Regions from separate parts of the Homo sapiens genome. Here region 2 is linked to region 1. Evidence: read pairs that join two places in POLR2A ChIA-PET (ENCODE). Cell type or tissue: Caco-2. All regions are shown on one strand. Each heading gives the region's core, and the rest is flanking DNA. Links, peaks and the distances in the headings are about the cores only. Region 1 overlaps ACO2 (aconitase 2). Region 2 overlaps SREBF2 (sterol regulatory element binding transcription factor 2).

What was found. ChIA-PET counts read pairs that join two places held together with the same protein. Peaks named below come from ENCODE experiments on the same cell type or tissue, not always from the same donor. Only the 100,000 strongest peaks of a DNase experiment are listed, where the experiment ranks them.
Region 2: POLR2A ChIA-PET joins it to region 1 with 16 read pairs; 2 of 35 experiments call an interaction of 5 or more read pairs at or near these places.

Annotation. Positions count from the first base shown.
Region 1 is chr22:41,471,282-41,479,529 of GRCh38, reverse strand. The region is part of intron 1 of ACO2 (aconitase 2); the gene reads right to left. Among named protein-coding and RNA genes, the nearest start is that of ACO2, 6.3 kb to the right of the region's middle. RefSeq lists a silencer at 3,139-3,248. In Caco-2, for the core only: no CTCF peak of the experiment used is centred there; no DNase peak of the experiment used is centred there.
Region 2 is chr22:41,840,109-41,848,506 of GRCh38, reverse strand. The region is part of intron 1 of SREBF2 (sterol regulatory element binding transcription factor 2); the gene reads right to left. Among named protein-coding and RNA genes, the nearest start is that of SREBF2-AS1, 9.6 kb to the right of the region's middle. RefSeq lists an enhancer at 1,243-2,043. In Caco-2, for the core only: no CTCF peak of the experiment used is centred there; DNase peaks (open chromatin) are centred at 2,406, 3,796 and 7,006.

The DNA.
Region 1 (8,248 bases), core at 1-8,000:
GAAACGGTTTGGCTGACTGGTAAAAAGCCTGGGTTCTGCAGTCAAATCTGCATCCATGTGCTAGCTGTGACCTCAGAGGAGCTATTTAACCTCTCTGGGACTCAGTTTCATCACTGTGAAACAGGCTACTCATATGTACTTCTTAGGGTTGTTGTGAAGGACAAATGAGGCAATATTTGTAAAACAAGACCTAGTTCTGTGACTGGCACAGAGGGCCTGATTGCTCAACAGATGGTGGGTAATGCGTTTCTCCGCTCCTCCAGGCCTGGATGGGCATCTGTCATTGTCTGTGGGCGGACCAAACACACCACCACTACATCCATGTTCCAGGACGGGTGGCTGAGGCTGTACTTAGTCCCACCCAGCAAATTCCCCCACCTACTCCTTGCTTCAGTACCGTGTATTATAGCTATTTAGATGACTTCTCCCTCACCACCCTAAAAGCTCTTCCACAGACAGGGCCCTTGTCTTAGAGCTCTGTGAACACACTCATGACACAGTGAGTGCTTATAAATACCACAACCACAGATGCCCTGCAGAAGGTCAAGGAGCCCGGCTACAAGGAACTAAAGAAGTGTGGCATACAAGAAAATTAACCAGGTGTGGTGGCGCATGCCTCTGGTCCCAGCTACTTGGGAGGCTGAGGCAGGAGAATTGCTTGAGCCCCAGAGGCAAAGGTTGCAGTGAGCAGAGATCGTGTCACTCACTGCACTCCAGCTTGGGCTACAGAGTGAGACTCCTTCTCAAAAAAAAAAAAAAAAAAAAGAAGATATGTGGCAGGGACAGGGCGGGGGTTTTAAAGGAACTCTAGATACCTCTTTGGTAAGTCCCACAAATGCCCACAGAATTAAAGCTCCCAATCAGAAACCATCTCAATCTCTCCAGGGGGAAAGCAGAAATACTCACCAGGCCTCAATTCACCAAGGGCCTAGACTTGAATATTTCATGATAAAAATAAATACTGCAAATATAACTCTAAAGCTCACTTCCCCAATGTTGTCCTTAGAGAATTAAAAAACTAAACCAAAAGATTCATTTCTACCTCTTCCCCCAACTCTTTTAAAACAGTATTGAAAGGGTTTTCTTGGCCAGGCGCAGTGGCTCACGCCTGTAATCTCAATATTTTGGGAAGCTGGGGCAGCTGGACCACTTGAGGTCAGGAGTTGGAGACCAGCTTTGCCAACAGGGTGAGACCCTGTCTCTACTAAAACAAAAAATACAAAAATTAGCTGGGCATGGTGGTGCGTGCCTGTGATCCCAGCTACTTGGGAGGCTGGGGCAAAAGAACTGCTTGAACCCAGGAGGTGGAGGTTGCAGTGAGATCATGCCACTGCATCCAGACTGAGCAACAGAGCGAGACTCTATCTTGAAAAAAAGGTTTCCTTGAACAACTACCACTTACCTGCTATCTGGGGAGATGATGGGAGGAACAAGCAATTTTCACAACTGGTTTGGTTTTTTTTTTGAGACAGAGTCTCGCTCTGTTGCCCAGGCTGGAGTGCAGCAGCGTGATCTCGGCTCACTGCATCCTCTGCTTCCTGAGTTCAAGCGATTCTTCTGCCTCAGCCTCCCAAGTAGCTGGGACTACAGGCGCACACCACCATGCCCGGCTCATATCTGTATTTTTAGTAGAGACGGGGTTTCACTACATTGGCCACACTGTTCTCAAACTCCTGACCTCGTGATCCACCCATCTCGGCCTCCCAAAGTGCTGGGATTACAGGCGTGAGCCACTGTGCCCGGCCACAACTGGTCTTTTTTAAACGTATGAGCTAAGGATAAAGGCTGGGGTGATGGATGCCGCGGGCCATCTGCAGGGGCTGGAGACAGAAATGAATATTCACCAAGTGCCTCTACCCTGCACTGGATTTGCCCCAAGTACTTTATCCACACAATCCCACGACTACCCTGTGAGGCAGAAGGCATTGTGCCCATTTAATGGATGAGGAAACTGAAGCTCTGGAATGCTAACTGTTTTGCCCAGGGTCACGCAGCAAGGTGGAATTCCAGGCCTGGCTCCAAAGCTGGTGCCCCTTCCTCTGGCCCAGGTGCTGCAGAATAAAACTAAAGAGGTCGGGTGCGGTGGCTCACGCCTGTAATCCCAGCACTTTGGGAGGCCGAGGCAGGTGGATCACAAGGTCAGGAGATTGAGACCATCCTGGCTAACACCGTGAAACCCCATCTCTACTAAAAAAAAAAATACAAAAAATTAGCTGGGCGTGGTGGCGGGTGCCTGTAGTCCCAGCTACGCAGGAGGCTGAGGCAGGAGAATGGCGTGAACCCGGGAGGCGGAGCTTGAACTGAGTGGAGATCGCGCCACTGCACTCCAGCCTGGGAGACAGAGCCAGACTCCGTCTCAAAAAAATAAATAAATAAATAAATAAATAAATAAATAAATAATATGGAAACCATTCTCCCTACCTTTAATTTACTTGGGAGGCTGAGGCAGGAGACTCGCTTGAACCTGATTCTCCTGCCTCAGTCTCCCAAGTAAATGGGATTACAGGTACACGCCACCATGCCCAGTTAATTTTTTGTATTTTAGTAGAGACAGAGTTTCACCATGTTGGCCAGGCTGGTCTTGAACTCCTGACCCCAAGTGATCCACCCACCTCGGCCTCCCAAAGTCCTGGGATTACAGCCGTGAGCTACCATGCCTGGCCCATTCTCCCTACCTTTCAAGACTTCCAAAATGAAGATATTCTACAAGGGGAAAATCTGTCCCTACTCTCAATCTTAGAAATGGCCTATTCCTAAAATAATATCAGAAACTATTTGCAGTGTGTGTGTTTTTTTGTTTTTTTGTTTTGTTTTGTTTTTGAGACAGAGTCTCGCTCTGTTGCCCAAGCTGGAGTACAGTGGCGCAATCTCGGCTCATTGCAAGCTCTGCCTCCCAGGTTCAAGCGATTCTCGTACCTCAGCCTCCCGAGTAGCTGGGTCTACAGGCGACCACCCACACACCCAGCTAATTTTTTTCTATTTTTAGTAGAGATGGAGTTTCACCATGTTGGTCAGGCTGGTCTCAAACTCCTGACCTCAGGTGATCTGCCTGCCTTGGCCTCCCAAAATGCTGGGATTACAGGTGTGAGCCACTGCGTCTGGCCTTTTTTTTTTTTTTTTTTAAGACAGAGTTTCATTCTTGTTGCCCAGGCTGGAGTGCAATGGCACAATCTTAACTCAGTACAACCTCCGCCTCCCAGGTTCAAACGATTCTCCTGTCTTAGCCCACAAAGTAACTGAGATTACAGGCATGCGCCACCACACCTGACTAATTTTGTATTTTAAGTACAGACGGGGTTTCACCATGTTGGTCAGGCTGGTCTTGAGCTCCTGACCTCAGGTGATCCACCTGCCTTGGGCTCCCAAAGTGCTGGGATTACAGGCATGAGGCACCACACCCGGCTCACAATGCTTTATAACACATCAAACAGAGTCAAAACAACTTTTCAAATATTAGGCCTTCAGAACCCTTCTTAACTGAAGGGTAGTTATTAATTACACTGTTTTGCAGATGTGTAACTAACTGCAGGACCACAGAGAGTTGAGACTTTGCCCGAAGCTACCCAGTAAGCCAGTGGCAGAAGTCTCCTAAGGCTCCTGAGGGTCCATCTGCTGCTTTTTTTTTTTTTTTTGAGACAGAGTTTCACCCTGTTGCCCAGGCTGGAGTGCAGTGGCGCGATCTCGGCTCACTGCAACCTCCACCTCCTGGGTTCAGCTGATTCTCCTGCCTCAGCCTCCTGAGTAGCTGGGATCACAGGCATGCGCCACCACGACTGGCTAATTTTTTTTTTGTATTTTTAGTAAAGATGGGGTTTCACCATATTGGCCAGGCTGGTCTCGAACTCCTGAGCTTGTGATCCACCCACCTCAGCCTCCCAAAGTGCTGGGATTACAGGCGTGAGCCACCACGTCCGGCCCATTTGCTGCTTTTTAAAGGCTACAAGAAGTCTCTCTACAATACCTTCCTTCCTTCATGCTGAGAGGCCCAGAGCCCACCACTGCCTTCCAAACCAGGTGCTGGGAAAACGAGGCAAGTCAAAGAAAGCTGGAGCCAAGGAAGACTCAACACTCTCTTCCCACTAGCCAGGCACAGTGGCTCGCGCCTATAATCCCAGCACTTTGGGAGCTCAGGAGTTCAAGACCAGCTTGGGTGACATGGCAAGATCCCCATCTCCACAAAAAATAAAAAATTAGTTGGGCATGGTGCCACATGCCTCTAGTCCCAGCTACTAGGGAGGCTGGGGTGGGAGGACTGCTTGAGCCCAGGAGGTCAAGGCTGCAGTGAGCTATAATTACACCACTGCACTCCAGCCTGGCTGACAGAATGAGGCCCTATCTCAAAAAAAAAAAAAAAAAAAAAGGAAAAAACAATTTTTTTTTTTTTATAAAAAAGGTAAGCATTTACAAGATGGCCCTCTTGGACACACACCAGGTTTCACAATAAGACCAGATAGGACAGAGTCCACATGAGACAATATGCTCATACTCGACTCAAGTGAGGGCCCCTGGGTAAGACACTTGACGTCATCTGGCTTTCTCACCTGTGAAATAAAGTACTTGAGAACTGATGAAAGAATCAAAAATTTATCAATGAGATTCTGCCCTTAGCTAATTTTTATAAGTACTGTGCAGGCCGGGTGCAGTGGCTCACGCCTGTAATCCCAGCACTTTGGGAGGCCGAGGCAGGCAGATCATGAGGTCAGGAGATCGAGACCATCCCGGCTAATAGTGAAACCCTGTCTCTACTAAAAATACAAAAAAAAATTAGCCAGGCATGGTAGCGGGCGCCTGTAGTTCCAGCTACTCAGGAGGCTGAGGCAGGAGAATGGCGTGAACCTGGGAGGCGGAGCTTGCAGTGAGCCAAGATCGCGCCACTGCACTCCAGCCTGGGTGACAGAGTGAGACTCCGTCTCAAAAAAAAAAAAAAAAAAAAAAAAGGCTAGGCGCAGTGGCTCACGCCTGTAATCCCAGCACTTTGGGAGGCAGAGGCGGGCGGATCATGAGGTCAGGAGATTGAGACCATCCTGGCTAACACGTGAAACCCGTCTCTACTAAAAACACACAAAAAATTAGCCAGACGTGGTGGCAGGCGCCTGTAGTCCCAGCAACTCGGGAGGCTGAGGCAGGAGAATGGCATGAACCCAGGAAGCAGAGCTTGCAGTGAGCCGAGATCGCGCCACTGCACCCCAGCCTGGGTGACAGAGCGAGACCCTGTCTCAAAAAAAAAAAAAAAAAAAAAATGACTGCAAACACACGACCACTGAATTCAATCAAGCTCACCCATCCCTCAGTTACTAAGACCCCAAACCCAGGAGTCACCCTTATTCTCTATCCCTCCCATGCGCCAACCCATCTGCCTCCAAATATATCCCAATTTTGAATACATCTCATTATCTCCACCCCCCAGATCCCTAGTCCCAGACTCCTCTGCCATTCCTGGGATGACTCCAACAGTCCCCCACTGGTCTCCCTGCCTCCTCCTTTTGACCCTCTATGGTCCATCATGCACGCAGCAGCCCAGATGATCAGATCACATCACTCCCTGGCTTAAAATCTCCCAGTTTTCACTACACTTGGATTTCCTTACCGAAGCCTGCCTGACCCTAGCCCCAGCCTCTTGTTCAGACCTTTCGCTCCTCAGGACACTGTAGCAACACTGGCCTTAGCTCTTATCCTCAACACACTCAGCTCATACCTAGGTGGGTGCTCTGCACATGCTCCTTCTATTTGAAGTCTCCTCCAAAAATGGTAAACAGCTGCGTTCGTATCATTTAAGTCCCAGTTCAGATGTCACCTCTTCTACGAGGTCTTCCCCAAACACCCCAGTTAAAAATGCCATGTTCCCACCCCTATTCTCTCTACCTTATCTTCCCCACAACACTCAGTAATACAATATTCTTATTTTTCTACGTAATTTCCCCAGGACAACAATTTAAGCCCCACTATTCTTGTTCACTACTGCACCCCCAGTGTCTAGAACAATGCTAGGCAGTGCTAGACATTAAGCTTTTTCTTTCTTTTTCTTGAGACAGAGTTTCACTCTTGTTGCCCAGGCTGGAGTGTAATGGCGTGATCTCGGTTCACTGCAACCTCCACCTCCTGGGTTCAAGTGATTCTCCTGCCTCAGCCTCCCGAGTGGCTGGGATTACAGGCATGTGCCACCACACCCGGCTTATTTTGTGTTTTTATTAGCTATTGGGTTTCACCATGTTGGCCAGGCTGGTCTTGAATTTCTGATCTCAGGTGATGCATCTGCCTTGGCCTCCCAATGTGCTGGAATTACAGGCGTGAGCCACCGAGCCCAGCCAAAGCTTTCAAAGAACACTGTGAAGCAGTTGGTTTGAAAGGTAATGCTGTGCTCCCTTAATCCTCAGGATGGTGTGTCTGTTCCCTCTGTCCACATCTAAGATGGAAGCTTATTTACCAATTCATTCACTCAATTCTAATAACAACTGATATCTGCGAAGGTTATCACAGTGACCATACAACCAGAATCATCTGTTTCACAATTCAAACCAAGATTTTATTTTAACATGGCACAGAGTTTCTGCCAAATATTTTTGTAGTTAACTGCCATCACAAATTTATATGCAAGAGGTTACATGACTTCCCCCAAGGTCACATGAAACCTCAGCACCCCAGTTATCTCAAGGCAAAACCAAACACCTAATAAACATACTTGCAACTGCTCAGCCCCTCTTGTGTACTACTCAGTCATATGCACAAAAATAAATGCTAAAAACCAGAGAATAAATGTGGTTTTTCAAAAATCTCACCTCCTTAGCTGGTTGCAGTGGCTCACGCTTGTAATCTCAGCACTTTGGGAAGCCAAGCCAGGATTGCTTGAGCCCAGGAATTTGAGACTAGCCTGGGCAACATAGCGAGACCCCCATTTCTTTAAAAAAACAAAACAAAATAAAACAAAACCCACGTTCTATTTTCTTATTTCTAATCTTACTACCTGGTAGCAGGTACTGTCAAACGAGAGTACACATTCAACTTGGCACTGTTCTGAGGTTATGGTGCCCTGATCCACAGGCTGAGCTCGATGCCAAAGGGAAGCAGCATAGTGCCAGTTGCTAAGCCCTCAGGCTTCGGAATCAGACATGTCCAGATTCAAACCATACCTACTAACAACTACTGATAAAGCCCCAGGCAATTTTTTTTTTTTTTTTTTGAGACGGAGTCTCACTCTGTCACCCAGGCTGTAGTGCAGTGGCGCGATCTCGGCTTACTGCAACTTCCGCCTCCTGGGTTCAAGGGATTCTTCTGCCTCAGCCTCCCGAGTAGCTGGGACTACAGGCGCCTGCCACCACACCCAGCTAATTTTTGTGTTTTTAGTAGAGATGGGGTTTCACCATATTGGCCAGGCTGGTCTCGAACTCCTGACCTTGTGATCCACCTGCCTTGGCCTCCCAAAGTGCTGGGATTACAGGCGTGAGACACTGCACCCTGCCACAAATTTATTTAGCAATTATATAGCCCTTATTAAGTACCAGGCAGGGTTCTAAATACTTTACAACTATTACATGATTGAAACAGACATACTATTATTATTGTATCTAAAGGCAAGGAAACAGGTGCAGAGAGGTTGAGTAACTTACCCAAAACACAGCTACATGAGTGTTAGAGTCATTACGGTATTCAAATCTAGGCTGCCTGATGCCAGAGTCCATGCTCTCAACCATAACACTATGTTTGCTCTCTAATCCTGTTTCTTCATCTATAAATCAGGCTAATAGGCCTGCCTCATCTCACAGAGTCATGTGAAATTAGTCATACACAGTAAGATAAATGTTAGGTACTCTTAGTGCTGGGAGTAACACCCATCATTCTATTATCTACCTTCACCTTTGGTCCAGCCAAGGAAAGAAAAATACTATATTTGGCTGAGAAAGATCTCCAAGGCCCTCTGCAGTCAGGTACATTAGAATACAGTGGAAGCTCCACGAGAACAGGGACTGTCTTTGCTTACCACGGTATCCAGAACAAGCATTGGGCGCTCAGTAAATATATGGTGAATGAGGTAGGAATGAATTGACTACAGGCATAGGGTTTTGCATACATGACTATTAAGGTAGTAACCATCACTTCTCAAATGTATCTAAGCACAAAAGGGGTAAATATACAAGCTTCTCAGAGAAACCGTGTTAGTTGGTTATTTGAGACAGCCTGGTTATTGGGAGGCAGTGTGCAAACTGCATAATATTGTTCATTCATCTTAGCTGAAGGAACAAACAAGGAGACC
Region 2 (8,398 bases), core at 326-8,325, 370 kb before region 1:
AATCCTTGCCTAATGCTAAAACACAGACATCAGATTCTTGTCATCCCATGTTTGAAAGGCTGTCTCTCTTATCCCACTTATTATTTTTAAATGACTGCTCTATTAAAAACAGACTTTGAAGGCCAGGCGCGGTGGCTCACGCCTGTAATCCCAGCACTTTGGGAGGCCACGGTGGGCGGATCATGAGGTCAGGAGATTGAGATCATCCTGGCTAACACGGTGAAACTCCGTCTCTACTAAAAAAATACAGGGGGAGGAGGGAGGGATAGCATTGGGAGATATACCTAATGCTAGATGACGAGTTAGTGGGTACAGCGCACCAGCACTGCACATGTATACATATGTAACTAACCTGCACATTGTGCACATGTACCCTAAAACTCAAAGTATAATAATAATAAATAAATAAAAATACAAAAAAAAATTAGCTGGGCGTGGTGGCGGGCGCCTGTAGTCCCAGCTACTCGGGAAGCTGAGGCAGGAGAATGCCATGAACCCGGGAGGCGGAGCTTGCACTGAGCCGAGTTTGCGCCACTGCACTCCAGCCTGGGCGACAGAGCGAGACTCCGTCTCAAAAAAAAAAAAATAATAATAATAATGAAAATAAATAAAAGAAACAGACTTTGAGAACAACAATCAAGAAGAAAAACTGAGCAAATTAGTAGTAATAATTTTTAAAAAGTACAGGAATTAACATTTGCTGAGCTCTTACTATGTATCAGCAATTAAACACTTTACACAAATTTCGTTTAATCTCAATGACACTTTGAGGTAGATGCCATTATCATCTCCACTTTACAGGTAAGGAAAATGAGGCACTCAGAGGCTAAGTAACTTGTCTAATGTCACCCAGTCAGCAGGTGGTGGAGCTGGGATTTAAAGTCAAGCTCTTAGCTACCACATAATGCAGATGCTTTGGTTCTATCATCATACGGATATCACCAAAGACAGCCTGACACTGGACAGGTGCTCAGTAAGTGCTTCATTCACGAATGAGTAGAGTGAATGCCCCAAGCTCAGACAGAGAAGGATGTGTCATCCCAGGTCTTTCCTGTATCTCCCAGCTCTTCACCTGCTGCTGCCCTGGCATCATACTGTTCCCTCTTTCACTCTCTTTTAGCAGGAGACTACAAAATTGAGTGAGATGCAGAGTGAGACTCCAAGGAACTGATCCTGCATGACCCTGTTCTGCAAAAGGAGGCCCTCACATTTCACATTTCAGGTGACCCACTGCCAACAAAATCAGGCACAAGCCACTTCACCTGAACTGTCCTCCTCCTGGGGGCAGAGTCTACAAAGCAAGAGATCTCAACCTTTTTCAGCCCTTAAACCATTCAGGCAAAAATGAAAGACCCCAACATCCCACCATCTTACCCTTCCATCCATTACCATGCCCCCAAATCTCCCTAAAACTAAAGAGAAAAAGAATACTTGCAAAGCAGGTTATCAAATCACGCTACAAATACAAACATCCACTCAAATTTGCATACACTATGTACTCTGGGCTGGGAGCTGGAGGATCCTATGTGCCTTGTGTGGAACTCCGCACAGGGCAAAGACTGAAAAGTATTCGTTTTCTTCCCATCTCCCATGCTCACAGAGAAGAAAGAGAAACCTAACCAACTCCATAAACTGCGACAAGGGCAAGAACAGACAAGTGCCTCACAAAGAAAGGGCTGTCAGAGAGCAGAGAAAGGACTGATCCATCCTGGCAGGCAGTGAAAACCGAGCTTAACGGATGAAAAGGGTTTATAAATTAGAGAGAGGGAAGGGTATTCCAGGCAAAGGAAATAGTTTGAGCAAAACCACAGTATCAGGAAATGTCCTGCCAGCTGCTGAAGTAGAGACAGCACGGTGCAAAATGGAGAGATGGAGCTGCCTGTGAAAGGCCTGACTTAATGCTACCATGTATATTTGGCGGCAGAAACTGCTTTTATTTCAGAGGCAAGGAAAGGCACAGAATACATGGTGGGCATTTGCCACTTTTGTTCCATTTGTCCATCATCAGACCCGACCCTCCCATTAGCACCCTGATCTTCCTTTGGAGAATCCCCATTGGGCAGTCCTCATGTGAGGGAAGGTTTCCTGCCAGTCAGCTCTGATTAATGCATCCTCCCACCAGGAGTGCGACCCTTGAGGGAATGACCCAGGAAAGCAGAGACAATATACAGATCATGAAGGCGGAGGAGTACTAAGCAGGAGCCTCCTTGGTTCTGGCCCATTTTCCAAATTGGCTCTCCAGCTTTTCTAGTCACTCCAAGAACCACCCTTCTAACAAATCCTTTTCTGTTCAAGCTAGATAGAAGCGGTTTCTGCTGCTTATCACCAAGAATCCTGACTGATAAAGAACACACTGAAGCAAGGAGGCACCTGACCAAAACCCTGTTTGTGGAAGATAACGAACAGCACAGTTATCAAGAGTGTGGTCTACACAAAACCCAGACACTCGAGCACCAGCACTGGTCAAGCCCTTCAAAATGGCTGTTCACTCAGCCTGGAACACAGCTGCTCTCTCCTTCCACCCCTTTAAGACCTCAGCTTATCCCTGAGAAGGCTCCTCTGATCCTGCCCCCTCCACTAGTTAGGTGTTCCTGTTGGACAACATCCCAGACCTTCCACATTCAGATCTTTGGGGGTATACCCTGGGAGTTCATAGACACATTCAAGTTTGAGAACCTCTGTCCTATGCAGTACTCTGACACACATATTCCTAGAGCATGCCAAATTATTCCCAACTTTGTCTAAATCTATCTAAATAAACACCATGCCTGCTCCTTTACCTTCTAAAATCCTATTTACTCACCCTTCACAATTCAGCCCAAATGCCAAAGTCCTTGTGAAGATTTTTCTAATTCCCTTCCTCAGTCCTCCAAAGATTTAGAGTTGTTCCTCTGTTATAGCCTCTGTTGTATTTTCCCATGTATTATGACTGGATGTTTACATGTTAGCTCCCTGAAAGCAGAGGCCATTTCATTCAACTCTAACAGCTTCTAGCACTGTGCTATGAATACAGTGGATACTCATTCACGTTGAAATGCAGCAAGGATTTTTTAAAAACAACTTTTGACCAGAGAAGGGGCTCCTAGACAGACAGGCTTCCTGAATCAAGGCATCTCCCACCTCATTTTCATAGGACAGCGAAGAATATGGAATCCCACATCAGAAAATCCAAGTTCATTCCCCGTCATCAGCATAGGAAGCATTGGCAAATCATCTAATTTCTCTGTCTCAGTGCCTTCATCTATGTCCATGGAAAATGGGCATAAAAATCAAGCCATGGGCAGGCGCAGTGGCTCACACCTGTAATCGCAGCACTTTGGGAGGCCAAGGCAGGTGGATCACGAGGTAAGGAGTTCAAGACCAGCATGGCCAACATGTTGAAACCTCATCTTTACTAAAAATACAAAAATTAGCCTGGCATAGTGGCACACACCTGTAATCCCAGCTACTCGGGATTACAGGAGACAGGAGAATTGCTTGAACCCAGGAGGCAGAGGTCGCAGTGAGCAGAGATCGTGCCACTGCACCCTAGCCTGGGCGACAGAGCAGGACTCTTGTGGGGGTGGGGGGTGGGGGTGGAAATCAAGCCTCAATTTTATAGCACTTATTAGGAAGACAAATGTATCAGGAGGACTTGGGTAAAGTGTAAGGCCTCACAGGAATGTTAGCACTTGGGAAGAAGCATGATTTCCTTTCACAGCTGTGGGATGGAGGGGGCTTAAGCTGGGCAGACACCAGGTTAGCAAAGCAGTTCCATATCTGGTTCAGCAGCTCGAAATTTCATCACTGTTCCAAACTAGATCCTGAACCCAACAGACCTGTTCCACAGGGCCACGTGGAGGAGCAAGCTTGTAAGGGACATTTAGATACATATCCATTAGCAATTCTCAAGGCCTGAGATATGCAGAAATTTTCTAGTTTGCAAGCCCTTCGATAGTTTAGGATTCATTTCTAAACAAAGTTCCCCAGGGAGCCTTACCTTAAGGCACAGGCTCTGGGATTCTGCTACTCTAAAAAATTCCATCATGTCAACAAAGTTTAACCCTTAATTTTGTGGTCACTTGCACCACACTCTGTGACTGCTCCTCTGTGTCCCACTACCACACCTACAAAAGCCATTTCAAAAGGAAAAAATAAACATTTCCAAACATATTCTAAAAACAGGTCCCCTAGTCCTACATCAATGTGCAAACTGAAGTTCATTCAGTTCCTCATTCATTTTTAAATAGAGCCAAAAGAGGTTAGGTCCTGTCCTCTTCCTTTTTTGTACCTTAGCTACATCATAGGTGCTGCAAGAACTAAGTGAGCTAAGGTACCCAACCCCCACCTTACAGAGGAAATTAAGGCTCAGAAAGTACCCTAGGACCCAGGGGAAGTCACTTTAAGTGTCCAGCATAGAGCAGACATTTTTTCTTAATTTAAAAAATATATATACATATACGTGTGTGTGTGTGTGTGTGTGTGTGTGTGTGTATGTATTTTTTTTTTTTTGAGACAGGGTCTCGCTCTGTTGACGAGGCTGAAGTGCAGTGGTGTGATCTTGACTCACTGTATCTTCAGCCTCTTAGGCTCAAGTGATCCTCCCACCTCAGCCTCCCAAGTAGTTGGGACTACAGGCTGGTGCCACCAAGCCTGGCTAATTTTTGTATTTTTTTTTTTTTTACAGAAATGGGGTCTCACTATGTTGTCCAGGTATGTTGCCCAGGCTAGTCTCAAACTCCTGGGCTCAAGGGATCCTCTCATCTTGGCCTCCCAAAGTGCTAGGATTACAGGTATGAGCTACTGCGCCTGGACAGACACTTCTTGATAAACACATGTTGAATAAATAGCTTCAAAGCACACCACACCACCTGGTATTTGCAACTTAGAAGCCTGCTTACATCAGACAGGGCATGGGACAGAGGAAAAATACATGGGTTCTAAAGTTGCACATGTTGGATTTAGGCCACTGTTCCATCACTTACAAGCTACGTGATCTATGCCTCAGTTTCTTCACCTGCAGCATACCACAGAATTGAAGAAAAGATTGCATGCAAAAACGTATTATGAGACGAATGTAGGTTAAGGCATGGAACGGTGCCTGGCACCCAAGGCCATACACATTCTGTGAGAACAAGGAACTTGTTTATTTGCCAGCACTGAACCTGGAGCCCAGTACAAAACAGGCCTACATAAAGTTTTGAACTGCATAGTGGGTGCTGCCTACACAGTGATTTCAAAACCTGGTGAACGATCAAAAAGTAGAGGTGACTACGGAAACAGTCAATAACTAATAAAGAACAGGATGAGTCACGTTCACTTAGAGAACATCAATGCATCTCAATGTATCTATCTGGGATCAAGATGAAATGGTCTTGTATTCATTATCAAATAAAGTCATGTGTCACTTGACAACAGGATTCATTCTGAGAAATGTGTCATTAGGCAACTGCTTCATTGTGCAAACATCACAGAGTATACTTACACACACCTAGATGGTATGGCAATAGCTCCATTATAATCTTTTTTTTTTTTTTGAGACGGACGTCTCGCTCTGGTGTCCCAGCTAGAATACAGTGGTGCGATTTCAGCTCACTGCAACCTCCACCTCCTGGATTCAAGCGATTCTCCTGCCTCAGCCTCCCACGTAGCTGGGATTACAGGCTCATGCCACCACGCCCGGCTAATTTTTTGTATTTTTTAGTCGAGACAGGGTTTCACCATGTTAGCCAGGATGGTCTTGATCTCCTGACCCCATGATTCACCCGGCTCGGCCTCCCCAAGTGCTGGGATTATAGGCATGAGCCACTGTGACCAGCCCCTCTTATGTTTTACCTAACTGGATTCTTGCGACAACTATGTCGGAGACAGCACCACCCTGGCTTTGATCCAACAATCCCACTTCTGGTAACCGCTCCTGCCTCTAGACTTGCACATGTGTGAAAGGAAGAATTTACAAAGCTATTCGCAGCATTGTTTTTAATAGCAGAAGACTGAAAATACCTTCAGATGTCCATCAAAAAAGGACTGGATGAATAAATTACAGGGCATCATCAAATGGAAAACCATGCAGCAGTGAAAAAGTCTGGGATGATCTATAAGATACATTGGTAAGCAGAAAGGAAAAGGCAAGGCACAGAAGAACAGGGCTTATAGCATGCTAACTTTTTCAGTCAAAAAGGAAAGCAAAGCAAAAACTAAAATCAATATTTGTTATTAGCTTCTTTTGTAATAACAAATACATTTTGAAGCAGGTAAAAGAAACTAAAAATTTAATTACTTGTGAGGGAGCGGTGGGACTACGCAGATAGTGGGTAGGGCCGGGAGCAAGACTTTTCATAGTACCTTTTTATGTATTTTATTTTGATTCATATGAATGTACTATCTTTTAAAAAAATAAAAATATTTCCAAGTTGTAATTCCCAATCACCATAGTAATTTGCAGCACTGGAAATGTTTTTAAAATGAAAGGGCTACAGCTGATAGTGTGTTACCCAGCTGAACTTGAAGACTCCTCTTTGGAAGATACACGCCCATGAACAAACTCCCAAGTGACTTGTTCACAAGTATTCAGAACAGTGCTTATGTTAAGAAAAAACTGCAAATGATGAAAATGTTCAACAGGTACACAGGTGTGCAAGGGTTTGCCTATTCAGATGGATCACATTAGATTATATGGCTATTACACCTCAACTACTTCAACATACAGCAATCCCTATGTGAAAACACTGTGATATGTACGCAGATAAGCAATGTTCAGACGAGAATCCAGAAGGATACGGACAATTTGATATTTGCAAAGTTCTAATTGAATAAAACTGCTTGAGAATTTCCTTTTTTTAATTACAAATTTGAGGAGTGAAATGATCTAGTTGAGAAAGAAGCAAAAATATATATTTTTTAAAATGCCAAAATATGAACTGAATATGAGAGCTACATAAAAGCCTATTCAATGAGAGGCAAGCAGCATTCAAGAACATTAGGCCAAAGGCCTGGGTGTGAATGTGGGGAATGTTTGTCAAGGGCGAGGCCAAATAGACAGAGGAGGGAGGAGAAACCCAAAGGGACTCTAGTGCCGTGATCTGAGCAACCTCCAAAAACATATCCCAGGAAATGTAACTGGATGAGACCAGGAGACAAAAATGGGTGGAAAATAAATAAGCTGTGGACAACAGCAGCTCTTTCAACCCAAACGTTAGCAACCCTCATATATACTCCAGTGTCAAAACATACCTTATGTCTTTAAAAAGGTACAAAAGGGATGAAAAGCAGATCTGTGCTTCATCTCACTGAGCAGTTTTTCCAAAGCATCCCTCCCTGGAGAAATGTGAAGTCAGTTTCCACTCTTCTCCCACCTCCACCTCCTAGGGGTGTGCTGACCACAACCATCCCCAACACTCACTCCTAGCTCAGCCAGTTGGCCACTCCAACTTTCCCAATGGTGTGAACACCCAGACTGAACTTGAGGTGCTTTCCTTCCCTCATTAGACACACCTTTACAGAGTGCCTATTCAGTGCCAGGTACTGCATGCAGGATACTCTGCCAAAGATGAAACTGGGTGTCTGCAGAGAGAAGCAAGCAGAGGCCCAAATCAGTGCCATGGAAAGGCTCAGGTACTGGAAGTTCCTCTGCAGGCTCAGGTGACAAGGAGGCTGATGGCAGGGGGACTGCATGAATTCAGGTATCAGACACAGCTCTCCAGAGCCCCAACAAGTTGGGACAGTGACTGTCGGCCCAGTCACATCAAGGCACGTTGTCATGGAATTCAGAACATAAAGACAGGATCCCAAAAGCTTCCAGAGAAGAAAACAGGTCACACAAAGGATCAAGAATGGAAATGGCATCAGATTTCTCTACTAGAAGCAAGAAGATAATCAGACAATGCCTTCAAAATTCTGACATAAAACTCTGTCCAACCTAAAATTCTAAACTCAGCCAAACTACCAAAGTGGAATGAGGTTGGTAGAAAGATGTTTTTAGACAGGCAAGGCCTCGAAGAGTTACCTAAATGTACTCTTTCTCAGGAAGCCACTGGAGGATGTGCTCCACTAAAATAAGTGAGTAAAAATCAAGAACTGGGAAAGAAGAGCTTCAACATTGCCCCCAAGGGTGATGGTTAGGGGTTGTCCCAAGATAAGTGAAGGGAGAGCAGACCTAAACCATAGCCATCAGATGGGACAGGAAAGAAAGGAACTGACCACCACATTGCAAGTTTCTGTCACAAGATTTAGGGCAAATTAGTTACAGGAACATAGAAACTAAGCATGTGGGCCGGGCGCGGTGGCTCACGTCTGTAATCCCAGCACTTTGGGAGACCGAGTCGGGTGGATCACAAGGACAGGAGTTCAAGACCAGCCTGGCCAAGATGGTGAAACCCCGTCTCTACTAAAAATACAAAAAATTAGCTGGGTGTGGAGG